Linked DNA regions of Homo sapiens: region 1 is linked to region 2. Evidence: chromatin loops called from intact Hi-C (ENCODE). Cell type or tissue: mammary epithelial cell. All regions are shown on one strand.

Region 1 (8,000 bases), 46 kb after region 2:
AGCGTTTAGCACTGTGCCTGACATAAATTGTAAACAAATTTACCTCCCTTTTTTTCCCCGTTGGAGTAATTCCAAATAGGCATGGGCACTATGGAATTTCTTTTTCTTAAAAACTAAAAATAATGGATTTGCATATAAAATTACAATTTTAAATTCTTATAGAATGATTTGAGTATGGCCCTGCTAGGAGAGTTGACTGGATTTACTCTCAAGATCCATTTTTATGGAGTGTGATTTGATAATGTCATCAAAACAGCCTGTCATTGTCTGAATTTCCGCAATTCATTCAGGCCAGAAACTGCAATATCAAAAACAAGGAGTTATTTTCTTGCTTCAAAATAAAATATCGTTTTTTTCAAATAAATTCTGTTCAGAACTATTCTTGTTTTCCCCCTTGGAAAAGCAATTTCCTTCCATTGGCAACGTTTCCAACTACCACTAAACTGGCAGATCAAAGAATAGCCCTTGGAATGTGGAGCTTGGAGCTTTCTTTATTAAAGAGATTTTTCTGTGATAAATGGGACGGTTGATTCCTTTTAGATTTTTTTTTAGAGATTATAATCAAATCACTTTTTAGAAAAGCTAATTTAACTGAACTCTGTGGTAGATACACAAGTAAAATCATACCAATTCCATTATTCATTCATAATTCTATCATGATCGTTTGTGAAAGGGTTGACTTGGAGAGTAATTACGGTAACTGAATCACGTAGTGAATTGTGCATGTCACTGAGCAGTCTCTTTTGAAATCCACATCGCATCCATTGCAGGAGTTAGTTGGCAAGGGTATGTGCCAGGCCCTGTACCAGCATCACTGGAGATGTAGAGAGTTAAAGACATCTCTTGAAGAGTTCAAGCTTCTTGAGGAGCTGCTAGTAAAGTGTAGGAGACTGACATGTAAACAAAAAACATACATTTAAATAATTACATTTAAAGTACAAATAAAATACATTTTTTTTTTTAGTTGGAGTCTTGCTGTTTTGCCCAGGCTGGACTGCAGTGGTGCTGTCTTGCCCAGGCTGGACTGCAGTGGTGCTATCTCGGCTCACTGCAGGCTCTGTCTCCCGGGTTCACGCCATTCTCCTGCCTCAGCCTCCTGAGTAGCTGGGACTACAGGCGCCCGCCACCACACCCAGCTAATTTTTTGTATTTTTAGTAGAGATGAAGTTTCACTGTGTTAGCCAAGATGGTCTCGATGTCCTGACCTTGGGATCCGCCCGCCTCGGCCTCCCAAAGTGCTGGGATTACAGGCATGAGCCACCACGCCCGGCCAAACACATTTAAATAACGGACATTTTTTTCACATTGTATAACGTGTTGCATAACATGACAAAAATCATAAATAGAAACAACATAGAAGGGCAGAGCAGAAGAGGCTCTGATTGGCTTTGTTTTGGCTAGGAAAGGCTTTCTAGAGGGTGATGGCTGAGCTGGAATTTACAAAATGAACAGAAACTCACTCCCTTTTGTTATCCTTTACGAAACTGAGAGGAGCATGAACCTAGCTGACTTTTTCTGCCAGGAAGTATGGAACCAGCAGAGAGAGGTCCTCATCCTAACATTGCCCAGTTTTTCCTCAACCCCATCCGTGCCCCTTTTCTTTTTCTTTTTCTTTTCTTTTTTTTTTTTTGAGACAGAGTTTCTATCTTGTCACCCAGGCTCGAGTGCAATGGTGTGATATTGGCTTACTGCAACCTCTGCCTCCCGAATTCAAGTGATTCTCCTGCCTCGGCCTCCCAAGTTGCTGGGATTACAGACATGCACCACCATGCCCAGCTAATTTTTGTATTTTTAGTAGAGACGGGGTTTCACCATGTTGGCCAGGCTTGTCTCGAACTCCTGACCTTAGGTGATCCACCTACCTTGGCCTCCCAAAGTGCTGGGATTACAGGTGTCACTGCCCCTTTTCATAGCCAATATTTTGTAATCCTTCCTTTCCCACCTGAAGTGAATGTCATCTATGCTATAACCTACCCATAATGTAATTTCAGAAAATCACTGTACTATCCCAAAGGCAATGAAAAGGAGAAATAAAAGGAAAGTATATAAAATAGTGTGTCTTCGTATATGTAAATACTCTAACACTGCTACACAAAGTCACATAATAAAATAGATTCCTTTTATATGTAGAATGGTGGTGAATAAAAAGTATAAATGTAAACAAATACGGGTGGGTTATATTTGCAACCCGCATGCCAATAGCAGCATCACCATCTGCAAGATAAGTTTCCAGAATGGTGGAAAAACTCAAAACAAACATTTCTAAACCAAACAAAGTACAGTCTTCCCTCAGCTTACACAATAATTGCATTTCTGGAAATTTGGTGCATATCAAAACTGTGCAAAAATATTTTTGTGTTTATATATAAAATGGACTTAGGTTCTGGGATCAAATAATTATAAACAAGTTTTTTTTTACACAAATGTCTGACAGGACATTCAAAAGTTATGTGGGACAAAAATCTTCACTTTGCAAAACTGTCCTGTGAATTACTAAATGCCAGTTATAGGCCCAAATTATAGTGATGACCCAAAAACCACCACACTTGTGCAAAACACTCCCTATGGGGTGGTATTGACCTCATTGAGAAGGTCTGACTTAATGCACCGGGCTTAACCATTCAGTCTGTGTCAGACACTGGAGCTGAGGAGGGGCTGTCCATCTTTGGGGAGAGGATCAGCAGTCTATGGAAGGCATCACGTTCCTATCCACATGAGGTCGTACCTACTATTCATTCATTCTTTCATTCAGTTCAGTGTTAATTAGCATACCTACTATATTCTAGACATTGCTGCAAGAACTAGAGAAGAACATTGAGATTTTAGAAAACAATACTAGGAAAACTCCTGCTCTTGTAGAGCTGATTCTAATCATTGCTTCTTTGTGGCTTTTTCCCAGACATCTGGGACTAGTATAACTTTTTTCTCCAGAAGATTCTGAAATGGGTCAGAGTTTAGCCCCAAACTGGAAAAGTCACTCTCTATTCTTCTTCCCATACTAAATTATGCCCTGGCATGTTGCCCAGCAGACCTCATCAGAGGTTCTGCAATAAGATCAAAGAATTCATGAAGATACTCTAAGATTCTGCTCCCAGTAAGAATATCAAAATCCTCTTGTGATCAAATTCCCAGGAAAATATTAAAAGATAAAGTCCTAAGGATATTAATGTATGAAATTATTACCTTTGAAAAGAATTGTAGTCCAATATCAAAGTCTATTGCCCTTGTGCATTAAAAGTTCATAGAAATTAAAATCCAAAAATTTTCTTTCCCAGTTTTTCTAACTGCTCAAGTCAATAGCTGGGTGAAATGTGGGATTTTGCCGTGGTTGTAGCAGAGCCTGCCTGCCACTAAGTTATTTGTACAATGCCTTCAGGATCTTTAGCAGATTCTAAAATGATCAGATTTCTAAAAGTTGAGAAAATATAACATTCTTCTCAGCACTTACCCACATCCACAAGACTTAGAACGTAATTCAAGCTCCAGGTCCATCGCAGTTGTGCCAGGAAATGTTTGCTCCCAGAATGTGGCCCGTAGCTGCGTATAATGGTGTAGATCCTAAAGGCACCATTTATATCCCAGTTTATATATGATTCCCCCTCCTCATCATTGGATAGGGCGTCCCCTGCAACGCATTGTAGGGCAACCTGGCAAAAGTCTGTAGTGAAGGTTTAGTGTTATCAGAGAACAAGAGAGCAGATAGAGATCTTGGGTTTGAGGCAGAGGAGTTTAGAGCCTCCTATGTCAGTTATCCCGAGGCCACAAGCTATTTCAACTCACTTAGGAGAAATCTTACTGTGGCAATGAATGAACTAACACAAGACCAGCTTGGGGCCAGGTATGTATGTCATTTCCTTCCATCCAGCCCTGGCTTCTGCCTCCTACCTTCCTTCACATTTACCAGTTATCCATTTAAAACCCAAATCTGATCTTACATCACGTAGGATCAGATCCAGACTCCTTGGATGAAATGTATGGAACTTCACAGCTTTGTTTGTTGGACTTCGTCATTTCTCCTGTTCTCTCACCCTGGCCTCCAGGGCCAATGAAGGGGGTCAGAAGTTGTTGACACGTGCCATGCATTTCACACTTCCATGGCCTGGCATTTATTACTGTCTGGCTGGGATACCCTTCCTGTTTTGTAGGTCTGGAAGGTCTTTTTTTTTTTTTTTGGGGACAGAGTTTCGCTCTTGTCGCCCAGGCTGGAATGCAGTGGTGCGATCTTGGCTCACTGCAACCTCTGCCTCCCGGGTTCAAGCAATTCTCCTGCCTCAGCCTCCCAAGTAGCTGGGATTACAGGCCTGCGCCACCACATCTGGCTAATTTCGTATTTTTAATAGAGATGGGGTTTCTCCATTTTGGTCAGGCTGGTCTCGAACTCCTGACCTCAGGCGATCCGCCTGCCTCGGCCTCCCAAAGTGCTGGGATTACAGGAATGAGCCACCACGCCCCGCAGGTCTGGAAGGTCTCTACTTACATTTAAGGGCCAACCCAAATGTCTGTCTCCATCACGTGGGTTCTCATGATACACTCCCATTATTTTATTGTAGCACTTATTTTTCTCTATTTTGTATATAATTTATATACACATATATTTATGTGTATGCATAGTGTATGTGCATATTACACAAATATATGTATTTGTATATTTAATTTGTAGACCTTTACTCTCCTTTGTTCATGAAGGGGTCTTATGTCTTGAAGATCTGGAAAGGGCTTTACATGTCCTTGTATGCCTGGGATCTAGCACAGAGGCCTGGCATACAGGTCCCAGAATAAAAATGCTTGCTAATATAAATGTGATCATAAAGACAGCAATGATTATCATGAAATTTTAACTTGTTTACCAGAAAAAGTGCATGACCTAAAACTTGGCAAATGTGCTCTTCCATGAAACAAAGGGGTGAAGATTAGAAAACTCGAGTTTCATCTGATTCTGAATTAACTAAAATCATGTTTAAGTTGGAAAGACAGTGCCATCTAGTGGTGCATTTCTTTTTCTTTTACAATGACTGGTTTTAGTCATTCCTGTCTTACATAATCCTAGCACTTTAGAATAATGTCAGTGGTCATGGTCATGGCTGTTCTGAGGCCTTGAACACATAGCTCTGTTATGAATTGAATATTTGGAGTTAGATACACACAGACACTCATTTTAGAAGTACAATGGAGATTACTCAGAAGAAAACATTTTCTAGTTATGTGTTTCAGGGAAATCCAAGCACCCACTATTTCGATGGATGTTTCTAGAAGGGAGCCATGGTTGGGAATTGTTCTGGGTGCTGGCGACACCACAGTGAAGAAGTCAGACAGAGTCTCTGTCTCCCCACACGTGGGACTTACATCCTTGTTGGGAAAGAGACCGGACAAAGTAAATAAACAATAAATAAGATCAGTTTTGATTATAATAGGAAAATAAAACAGGATGATGCTATGGGAGGGCAACATTCAATAGCATTGGCTTCTCTGAGGAGGTGACATGTCAGGTGAGGGCCCATGACAGGGAGTCCTTAGCTGTGTGGGTTCAGCTTCACCTGAGGAAGGAAGAGCAGCAGGAACAGGGCTGTGGACAGGAGTCCTCCTGGGATGAAGGAAGTGCAGCTAGCAGTGAGGTGTGGGCAGCCTGGGAAGGAGGCACAGGCCAGAGCAGCTGGGGCTTGCAGACTGTGGGAGGGAGCTGGAATTTTACTTTAGGTGCAATGGGGATCTGCCGAAGCATTTTAGACAGAGCAGGAGCATCACCTCATTGGAGTTTGCAGACATGCAGGCAGTTCAGTGGAGAACACTATGGCTGCTCCGGAATTAGGCCTATTAAGAAGATGTTTCAGTGGGAACAGGTGAAGGACGATGGAGATCACCTGGAGATGGAGCCCTCTGGGATATATTTTGAAGGTAGATTGGAGTAGTTGTGGAGTGAAGAGAGAGAGAGAGGAATCAGAGATGACTAAAGTTGTAGGCTTGAAACATTGAGGTAAAGATGGCTCTGGGAGAACAGTTTTGGGAGGGCTAGTGGGACAGAGGAATCAAAGCACTTGTTTATTTATTTATTAGATATTTATTGAGAGCCTCTCACGTGCAGACACTTTTCTAAAAACTGGGAACATGGCAGTGAGCAGAAAAGAAATCTGTACATTCATGGAACTTGTATTGTCTTCAGAGAGAAAGCCAATGAAATAAGCAAGTTTAGCCTGGACAACATAGGAAGACCCCATCTCTAAAAATTTTTTTTAATTAGCTAGGCATGGTGGCATGCACCTGTAGTCCCAGGTACTTGGGAGGCTGAGGTGGGAGGATCACTTGAGCCCAGAAGTTCAAGGTTGCAGTGAGCTATGATTGCAGCACTGCACTCCAGCCTGGGCAACAGCGTGAGACCTTATTTCAAAAAAAAAAAAAGCTAAATATGTAGTATATAGAAGAAGGTAACAGTTGCTGTGGAGAAAAATCAAGCAGGAAAGGAGATGGGAATGTTGGGAGAGTTTACATCTGGAAGGCCTTATTGAGTTGGGGATATCTTTTTTTTTTTTTTTTTTTTGAGACAGTCTTGCACTGTCACCCAGGCTGGAGTGTAGTGGCACCATCTCAGCTCACTGTAACCTCCACCTCCTAGATTCAAGTTATTCTCCTGCCTCAGCCTCCCAAGTATATGGGATTACAGGGGTGTACCACCACGCCCGGCCGAGTTGGGGATATGTGAGTAAAGACCTGAAGAAATGCACGAGGACAAACTATGTGGATATACAGGGAAGAGCATTCCAGGCAAAGTGAACAGCAAATGCCATACCCAAGAAGCAGCAACACACCTGGTTTGGCTCAAGAAGCGGAATCGAACAAAGTGAAGACAATAAGAAATTAGATTAGAAAGGTCAGGGGTGGGAGAGGAGAGAAAGCCATTGTGATGCCTTTGGCTGTTTGATTGAGTGGATGGGAAGCAGTTAGGAGGATTTCAGCAGAGCAGTGACATGGTGTGACTTACATTTTAACAGTATCCTCTCGATGACATTTTGAGGATACACTAAAGAGGAACACGAGCAGAATCAGGGGCTTCATGGGAGGCTGCAGTGATCATCTAGGCAAGAGATCAGAGCAGTTGGGGCCATAGTGTGAGTCGGTGCAGAGGTTAAAGTAGCAGTGGGTGAGCGGACTCTCATAACACCTTCTTTTAAAAATCATATATTTCCCAAAGAGGAAAAAAATGTTAGGCGTCATAACAGGTTTTTCCTGAAAGTCATAATATAATCAATCCAATTATAATTCTGTTCCTAAATTAAGACTACCTCTAAGAAAATCAATGTAAAAATGTTTACCGTGACCTATTGCAACTTCGCGTCCAATTTAGTGTGAAATATGCAATTTTTTGTAAGTAATGGAGAAGTAATGAATTGTTTTTCTTCTCAGTTATATGATGGGGATAGTGAAAATGCGAACTTGGCTGGAACGTTTTGTGGTTCCACAGTACCTGCTCCTTTTATCTCTTCTGGTAACTTCCTTACGGTTCAATTCATCAGTGACTTAACATTAGAGAGGGAAGGATTTAATGCTACATACACCATCATGGACAGTGAGTAAATAGAAGCATTTTTATATGTTATGAAATACACATGTATTTATGCACTGAAAAGAATGCCCTGCTTATTATATCGAAATTTCAATGTTAATTACTAAACTCAATGTCAATTACTATCTAAACTCAATGTCAATTGCTAAACACCATGTTAATTACTGTATGTTTAATCTGTGGTACAAATTTGATACAATCTTTAGTCAAGGATATAAACCCTGAATTCTTAATAGAGTAATGAAAATATAGCTCCTCCGGGGTGGGAGGCAGGGAAGACAGAATTGCAAAGATTGCCTGAGATGAGACATGAATAAAATGTCTCCTGTGTTGCTTTTTCCTCCCTCTCCAGTGCCTTGTGGTGGAACATACAATGCAACTTGGACCCCACAAAATATTTCATCACCCAATTCATCAGACCCAGATGTCCCATTTTCCATCTGTA
Region 2 (8,000 bases):
TTTATGAATTGGAAGACTCAACATAGTAAAGATGTCCCTTCTCCCCAAAATGATGGATAGGTTTAATGCAATTCCTATCAAATTTTCTCCAAAGTCTTTTGTAGGCATAGACAACTTTTTCCACAACTTATATGAAGGCAGAGACCCTTCAATGGCTAAAAGAATCTTGGAAAAGAAGAATAAAATGGGAGGAAGAATTCTACCTTACTATTTACCTAGGCTTACTTATCTAAGTTACAGTAATCAAGACAATGTGGTATTGGTTGAAAACCCAGATGAAAACAGAGAACCTAGAAATACACTCACACAAACATCCTCAATTGATTTTTGACAAAGGTGCAAAAACTTTCCAATGTAGGAAGAATGGTTTTTTCAACAAATGGTACTAGAGCAATTGAACATCCACAGGCAAAAAATATGAATCTCAACCTAAACCTCATTATTTTGTAGAAAACCTCACTCAAAATAGATGATAGACTGAAAAGTAAAATATAAAACTTCTAGAGAAAAAAAAATAGCAGATGTCTTCAGGACCTGGAGATAGGCAAAGAGGTCTTAGATTAAACAACAAAAGAATGATTCATAAGAGAAAAAATAAAATGATAAATTTTACCCCATTTAAATTAAAAATCTTATGCCATGTGAAATATTTTCATCCAGTCTGTAGCCAGTCTGTTCATTTTCTTCACATAGGCAATGTACTACTATGTAAAATATATAAAGAAGTCTCAAACTCAAGAGTAAAATACAAACAGTTCTATTAGAATATGGACAAAAGACATGGGCAGATAGTCCACCAAAGAGACTCTACAGATGATAAATACCAGAAAAGATGTTCAACGTCATTAACTTCTGGAGAAGTATGAATTAAAACCACAGTGAGCTATCACTACACACCTATTCGAAGACAAATATTTACCAATTGCATAATATTTACCAATTGCACTCTGGGCATTTATCCGAGAGAAATGAAAACTATGTTTACACAAAAACTTGTTTACGAATCTATATAAATAGCACCTTTATTTGTAATAGCTGAAACCAGCACTAAGGCCTTTCAACAGGTGAATGGTTAAACAAATTGTGGTACTTGCTTACCGTGGAATGTAACTCCTGAATAAAAACAAACTATTTATAGATTAACAATCTGGACAAATCACTGAGGGATTATGCCAAGTGAAAAAAGGCAGCCTCCAAAGATTACATACTCTGCTGTTCCATTTATATAATATTTTGAAATGATAGTGTTTTAGAAATGGAAAGCAGAGAGCCAGAGGTTAGAGAGAAGGCAATGTAGGAGTAAATTGTGTGTGGTTATAAACAACAAAAGCAACTTAGGGATTCCTGTGGTATTGGAATTTCAGTATCTTGAATGCAATTGTGTACAACTTGTATATAACTTAATACACACACACACACACACACACACACACGAGTTCAAGTAAAACTAGGAAACTGAGTAAAATTGGTGTTATGTCAATGCCAGTAACCTGGTTGTGATAGTATACTACAGTTTTGCAAGATGTCAGTATTGGAGGAACTCAGAAATGTGTACAAGGAATTTCTCCATATTATATCTTACAAATGTATGTGAATCTGCAATTATGTCTGTAAACATTTGTTTAAAAAATAGTTGAATGATAAAATATAACCTACAACCTGACTGAATTATATAGAACACTAAGAAAAATCAGAAAGTTTTTGACCTGATGACAGTTAAGTAACATTTTGTAGGTTCAATATAGTTTTGATGAGTCCTCTGTCATATAGCCAATGAAATGAGTTCTTGATAGGCAAGGCAGAAATGAATATTGAATAACTCTTTACCATTGTCATCACCATTATCATCATTATTATTAAACTTATGTTCCCAGGCCAAAAGGTAGAGTTGTCGAATCTATAATTAATGACTTCAGAAAAGTATAAGCACTTAAGCATTCTTGGATTCCTTCATTAAAGAACTTGAGGCTCTTTATTAAGTTTTAGCCCTTCTTACTTTGCCTGTTTAGTAATGTTTGTAAAAATATAGTATATGGCCCAGGCATGGTGGCTTATGCCTGTAATCCCAGCACTTTTGGAGGCCAAGACAGGCAGATCAGTTGAGTCCAGGAGTTTGAGACCAGGCTGGGCAACACGGGAAAACCCCATCTCTGCAAAAAAATACAAAAAACTAGCCAGGCATGGTTGCACGCACCTGTAGTCCCAGCTACTTGGGAGGCTGAGGTGGGAAGATCACCTGAGTCCAGAAGGTCGAGGCTGCGGTGAGCTGTGATTGTGCCACTGCGCTCCAGCCTGAGTGAGAGTGAGACTGTCTCAAAAAAATACATATATATATAAAATATATATACAGATTATCTATTGATAAATTGTGTTTATAATTTTATGAAATGTGGATAAAAAACTGCCATATACTGTTTCCTTGGATATATTATTAGGGGGAAATCTAATTAGAGATCATTAAGTAAAATTGAGTAGGTGCATTTTTTTTCCTGACATTTTTATTGATCTTAGGCATTTGGCAGAATATCTGCACTTTTGTTCTCAGTAGGTCCAGCGCCAGGCACCTCCCTTATCTAATAAATGGCTAATATAATTTGTCTTCAGTAGGATGACTAACAGCTGGATACCCAGTGCTTAAAAATCAATTGAAACAATACGGCTTTAAAGAGCTGAGAATTATTAAACCAATGCTATGAATCAGTGCTATTTCACATCTCTTGCTATGGACTGATTTCCCAATAGAAATGTTTTTAATGACTTGATGTTTTATTGCTGTGGGTGAGGAATATCCTTGAGAAGAGATGTGTTTGGAATGAGTAATTTGGTATCATTCCATGTGAAGAAAATGTTGAATAGTCAAGTAAGATTAATACACATCCAACTACATCCTTGTTTGAGATAGTTGTCTGTTGATAGAAAGGGCATATTGGGTATTGCAGATTGTGTAGCAATAGTCCTGGCCCCTACCCACTAGATACTACCCATCACACCGAGTGTGACAATAGAAAAATGACTACAAACCTTGCCAGAGGTCCCAAAATTGCTCCTAGTTGAGACCTCTGAACTAGGACGAGCTTCTCTGGTTAATATGTTTAATGTTTTTGGGGTTTTTTTCCCCCAAGTTTTGTATATTCATTACCTAATATGCATACTTTCCTTGAGTGACTCAGCATTGTAGATAACCATGATCTCTCACCTGAACTAGGGCAAAACCTACCTGACTGTTTTCCGGCATCCTTTCTGACTCCTATTTTCCGAATTGTAATGTTTTCCAAAAACCAATCTTCTTGGTGGCTCCTTGCTGTATTCAGGACAGTGGCCCGAGTCTCTAACGTGTCCTGCAGCCCCCTCTGCAGGCTTCCTCACCCCTTCCTCCTTGGTTTTCTCTCTCTTCTCTGAACTAGCCACGGCCTTTCCTGCCATCGGGGTTCGCTCGGGGCAGGCTCACTTCCCCCAGTTAGGTAAAGCCACCAATTATATATTCTCAACAGCCCCATCATAATGCCTTGTTTATAGCTGGAATTTTGCATGTAAATTTATGATTCTGTGATTCATGTCTCTGTTTTTCCCTGGACTGATAAGAATTGGTTTGATTTGGAATTTTGGTGCTCACCGTTTATTTCCTAGCAACTGTTTTTTGCATGAGTATATAAATTCAGTCATTCGAGGTGGCCAGACCAATTAAGTGACAGCCCAGGTCTACTTGGGAGTTGCCAACCAAATTTTTGGTGAATAGCACACACTGACTGGATGTCAGCTTTTCATCAAAATGGACCCTACAATTCCACACAGCCAAGAAGTGTTCTGATTTATTCCATTTCATGCTGATTATACGTATACTTGGAATTCATGCCCACTTTCTTCATGCACCACGATGTGCCTCTTGCTTGCTGGTGTTGTCCAGCTGTGACCACAATCTGCTATCTTCCCAGGAGCAGGGCTGAGTTCCACCTGGCTGCTCCGTCTCCCTCAGCACCCGGGAAGCTCGGCTAGGTCAGGGCAACTAGAAGTTATGAGGAAACCGAACAGTGATCCAGGAAGGTGGATTTTTAAAAAATCACCACCCAGCTATGCAAAAAGGAACACCATCTCCTTAGAGAAGTCAAGAATGGGACATGCTATTTTAAAAACAGCTTTAAAAAAATTATTCTCAAAAGAAAATACTACAGATTTGTCCATGTTTTGTTTACTCTTATGCTTAGTTCTGTATACGTGTGAGTGCCATTATTTTGAAACCTAAGTGCATTAAAATATTGATGGGAAACCCTTGAGCATTAAAGTTCTGTGTATGTCCGTGCTAGGTGTGGGCAGGAACTGAGGAGGTGGACAAAGCCCTGCTAGCCACTGGCTGTGGGAACGTGGCTCCGGGTCCCGTTATCACACCAAGTAACACATTCACTGCCGTCTTCCAGTCTCAGGAGGCACCAGCTCAGGGCTTCTCCGCGTCCTTTGTTAGCCGTAAGTAGCCCTAAGAACCAAACCCAGAGGTCTTTGCGGGAGTGTGGTTGTCACAGGCAGGCAGGGTTGGCTAAACCTGGGGGTCTAGGGGAGGAGTATGGGGGTCTACGGGGAGGATGAGTCACCTAATCCCAAGAAGACACCTTTCTTCCAAATAGCAGTGAGAACAGAACTGAATTGAGAAGTGATATAAAAGCCATGAGGGGCACTAACCAACGTCTAGAAATAAGCCTGGCATCCAGAGTGGGCTGATATTGGGCAGAAGCGCAGATGGCTAGTTCGTTAGCAACAACCAGTGTGGCTGGCCTGTGGCACCTTGACCACAAAATCCCGTGGGGGGCTTGAAACACATGCAGATTCCTGAGCCTCACTCCAGGCCCAACTGAATTCAGAATTTCCATGACGAAGTCTTTCCTGTTTTTTTTTTTTTTTTTTGACACGGCGTCTCACTCTGTCGCCAGGCTGGAGTGCAGTGGTGCAATCTCGGCTCACTGCACCCTCCACGTCCTGGGTTCACGCCATTCTCCTGCAACCTCCACCTCCTGGGTTCAAGCTATTCTCCTGCCTTAGCCTGCCGAGTAGCTGGGACTACAGGTGTGTGCCACCATGCCCAGCTAATTTTTTTTTTTTTGTATTTTTAGTAGAGACGGGGTTTCACCATGTTGGCCAGGATGATCTTGATCTCTTGACCTCGTGAACCGCCCGCCTCGGCCTCCCAAAGTGCTGGCATAAGCCACCGTGCCCGGCCGGTCTTGCATGTTTTAACTGTCATCCAGAGGGTTCTCATGCTAAGTCAACTTTGGGAGCCAGTTTCTTTGGGAATGTTCTTTCCTAATTTTGATTAGGAAGGATGGATCTCCTTTTCTAGCTATTGTACACTATTAGATTCGTGGGAAATGTAGCATTTTTCAAGTCAGAGAAGCAATGGTGTGTGCCTGTTGGCTGAGTTAAATCAAGTGTAGCCACTCATGGCAAACCACTGTTTAGGGAAAAGTTTGAGGAAAGGAATTAGAGGAAGTAATACAGTAGACAGGTTTTTCAGACTGAATCAGAGAGTGCTGGAAAGGAAGTACTGAAAGACAACCCTAGACCAAATCTTAGGTCTGCAGGTGGTTCACTGTGTAAGTGTGCACGTGTGTACTTGTGTGTGTTTTAATGTCAATTTAAAAGGATAGAGATATTTTCGTGCTTGATAGATCAGAGAGTGAAGTGGATTAACTAGTCAATGGTTATATGAAAACAAATCATTTTAGTGGTGAAAAGATATTTCTTTCTGTTTCGAAAACCAGGGATGCATGTAAGAATTTGATAAGAGTTGGGATTAATAAATCCAGCTAGTTTTAAAAAGCAACCATTGTTGTGGCTAGATTACAATGGTAATGAAAATAGCAGTTTTCTAATAATAAGACATTTTAAAAACATTAATTGTGTAAAGTACTAATCAGATACAAATCATTTTTTATCTGTTTTATTTCTTTATCTGCATGAACCATATTCTATCATTGCTCGTTTATCCTTTCTTAATATCTTAATATTAAGGGATTTGCAGTAGATTTGTGGTAATATTACGAGGACTCAGTCCATAAAACTCTGCAGCATTTTCTAAAAATGTATAATATTCTTATTAAGCACATATGTATGTTTTTAAATCAGAGCTTTATTCTCTTCATTCTTGCTTCTTCCATTTGGAATATCTCAGGGAACTATGTCTATAGATAATTTAGGAAAATGCCTCTTTCCTTCATGGACAAAATAGATACACGAGAAATAAATGATCTGATGATGACTTTTTGTTCCCACATAGGATGTGGAAGTAATTTCACTGGCCCTTCAGGTTACATCATTTCTCCAAATTACCCAAAACAATATGACAACAACATGAATTGCACCTATGTCATAGAGGCTAATCCTCTGTCAGTGGTCCTCTTGACTTTTGTGTCCTTCCACTTAGAAGGTAAGTTTATTCTTTTAAAAAAATTACGTTTAATTGACAAACAAAAATTGTATATTTATGGTGTACAACATGTTTTGACATATGTACATGTTGTAGAGTGGCTAAATCCAGTTAATTAACATGTCTGCTCACTCACTTACTTAGCACTTTTTGTGGGGAGAGCATTTAAAACCTCTCTTAGCAATTTTTAAGTATTCGGCAAGTAATCAAGTATTTCAGGTATTCAACCTTGTTATTCGCTATTGGCACCATGTTGTACAGTAGATCTCCTGAACTTATTCCTCCTAGCTGAAATTTTGTATCCTGTGACCAATATATCCTAAATCTCCACTCCCACATACCCTACCAGCCTCTGGTAACCACCATTCTACTCTCTGCTTCTATGAGTTCGACATTTTTAGATTCCACATCCAAGTGAGATCATGCAATGTTTGCCTTTCTGTGTGTAGCTTATTTCACTTAGCATAATGTCCTCCAGGTTCATCCATGTTGTCACAAATGACAAGATTTTATTCTTTTTTAAGGCCAAAGAGTATTCCATTGTGTATATCTACCACATTTTCTTTATCCATTCATTCACTGGTGGACACTCAGGTCCATTCCATGTCTTGGCCATTATGAATCATGCTGCAATGAACACGACAGTATAGATAATCTCTTGGACACGCTGATTTGATTTCCTTTGGATCTATGCCCAGAAATGAACTTGGTGGATCATATGGTAGTTCTATTTTTAATGTTTTGGGAAACTGCCATGCATTTTTCCATAATGGCTGCACTAATTTACATTCCCATCAAAAGTGTACGAGGAAGAGTTCCCTTTTCTCCACATCCTTGCCAAAACTTATCTCTTGTCTTTTGATAATAGCCTTGGAAGATAAGTTCATTCTTAAGTAAACTCTAATTGGTTCTTCAGAAATGAATGAGGAGTAAGTAGAGGCAGAAGTCTAAAACTCACCATTTAAAGAAAATATTGAAAATATGTTACAGAGTAGATTTAATGTAAACGTGATTAAAATTTCATCCAATTTTTAAAGAATACAAGTATTATTCTATGTATTCCATCTAGAAGTAAAAAAATAGTGACAGAACTTTAACAACACAAGTATTGCATAAATTGCTTAAAGAAAATAAGTCTGAAATGTTTCATGTTAACATAGCTTTTAATTTATTCACTTGCATTTAAAGTTTATAGACATACGTGTGCACACACACACCCACATTCATGCACACACTATTAACCAAACCAGTGAGAGAAACTGTCTTATTGAGTCAACATAGGTGTTCGACAAATATTGAATAAGTAAGTAAATTAATAAAATTAATATAGGCTGGGCACGGTGGCTCACGCCTATAATCCCAGCACTTTGGGAGGCCAAGGTGGGCAGATCACCTGAGGTCGGGAGTTCGAGACCAGCCTGACCAACATGGAGAAACCCTGTCCCTGTTAAAAATACAAAATTAGCCAGGTGTGGTGGCACATGCCTGTAATCCCAGCTACTCGGGAGGCTGAGGCAGGAGAATCGCTTGAACCCAGGAGGCGGAAGTTGCGGTGAGCCTAGATCATGCCATTGCACTCCAGCCTGGG

What was found. A loop is a pair of places that touch in the nucleus more often than their neighbours do. Peaks named below come from ENCODE experiments on the same cell type or tissue, not always from the same donor. Only the 100,000 strongest peaks of a DNase experiment are listed, where the experiment ranks them.
Region 1: a loop joins it to region 2, with 2.7 times the contacts of the local background. A loop is called at or near these places in 8 of 110 quality-filtered maps.

The regions. Positions count from the first base shown.
Region 1 is chr10:16,840,443-16,848,442 of GRCh38, reverse strand. CUBN (cubilin) reads left to right here. Exons shown (of 67, transcript NM_001081.4): 61 at 7,396-7,558; 62 at 7,908-8,000. Among named protein-coding and RNA genes, the nearest start is that of RSU1, 27 kb to the right of the region's middle. In mammary epithelial cell, a CTCF peak has its summit at 4,986 (motif pointing left); a DNase peak (open chromatin) is centred at 4,982.
Region 2 is chr10:16,886,829-16,894,828 of GRCh38, reverse strand. It overlaps CUBN (cubilin), which reads left to right. Exons shown (of 67, transcript NM_001081.4): 55 at 4,302-4,458; 56 at 6,263-6,412. Among named protein-coding and RNA genes, the nearest start is that of RSU1, 73 kb to the right of the region's middle. RefSeq lists an enhancer at 2,359-3,558 and a silencer at 7,033-7,233. In mammary epithelial cell, a CTCF peak has its summit at 3,341 (motif pointing left); a DNase peak (open chromatin) is centred at 2,728; H3K4me3 peaks cover 233 bases; H3K27ac peaks cover 928 bases.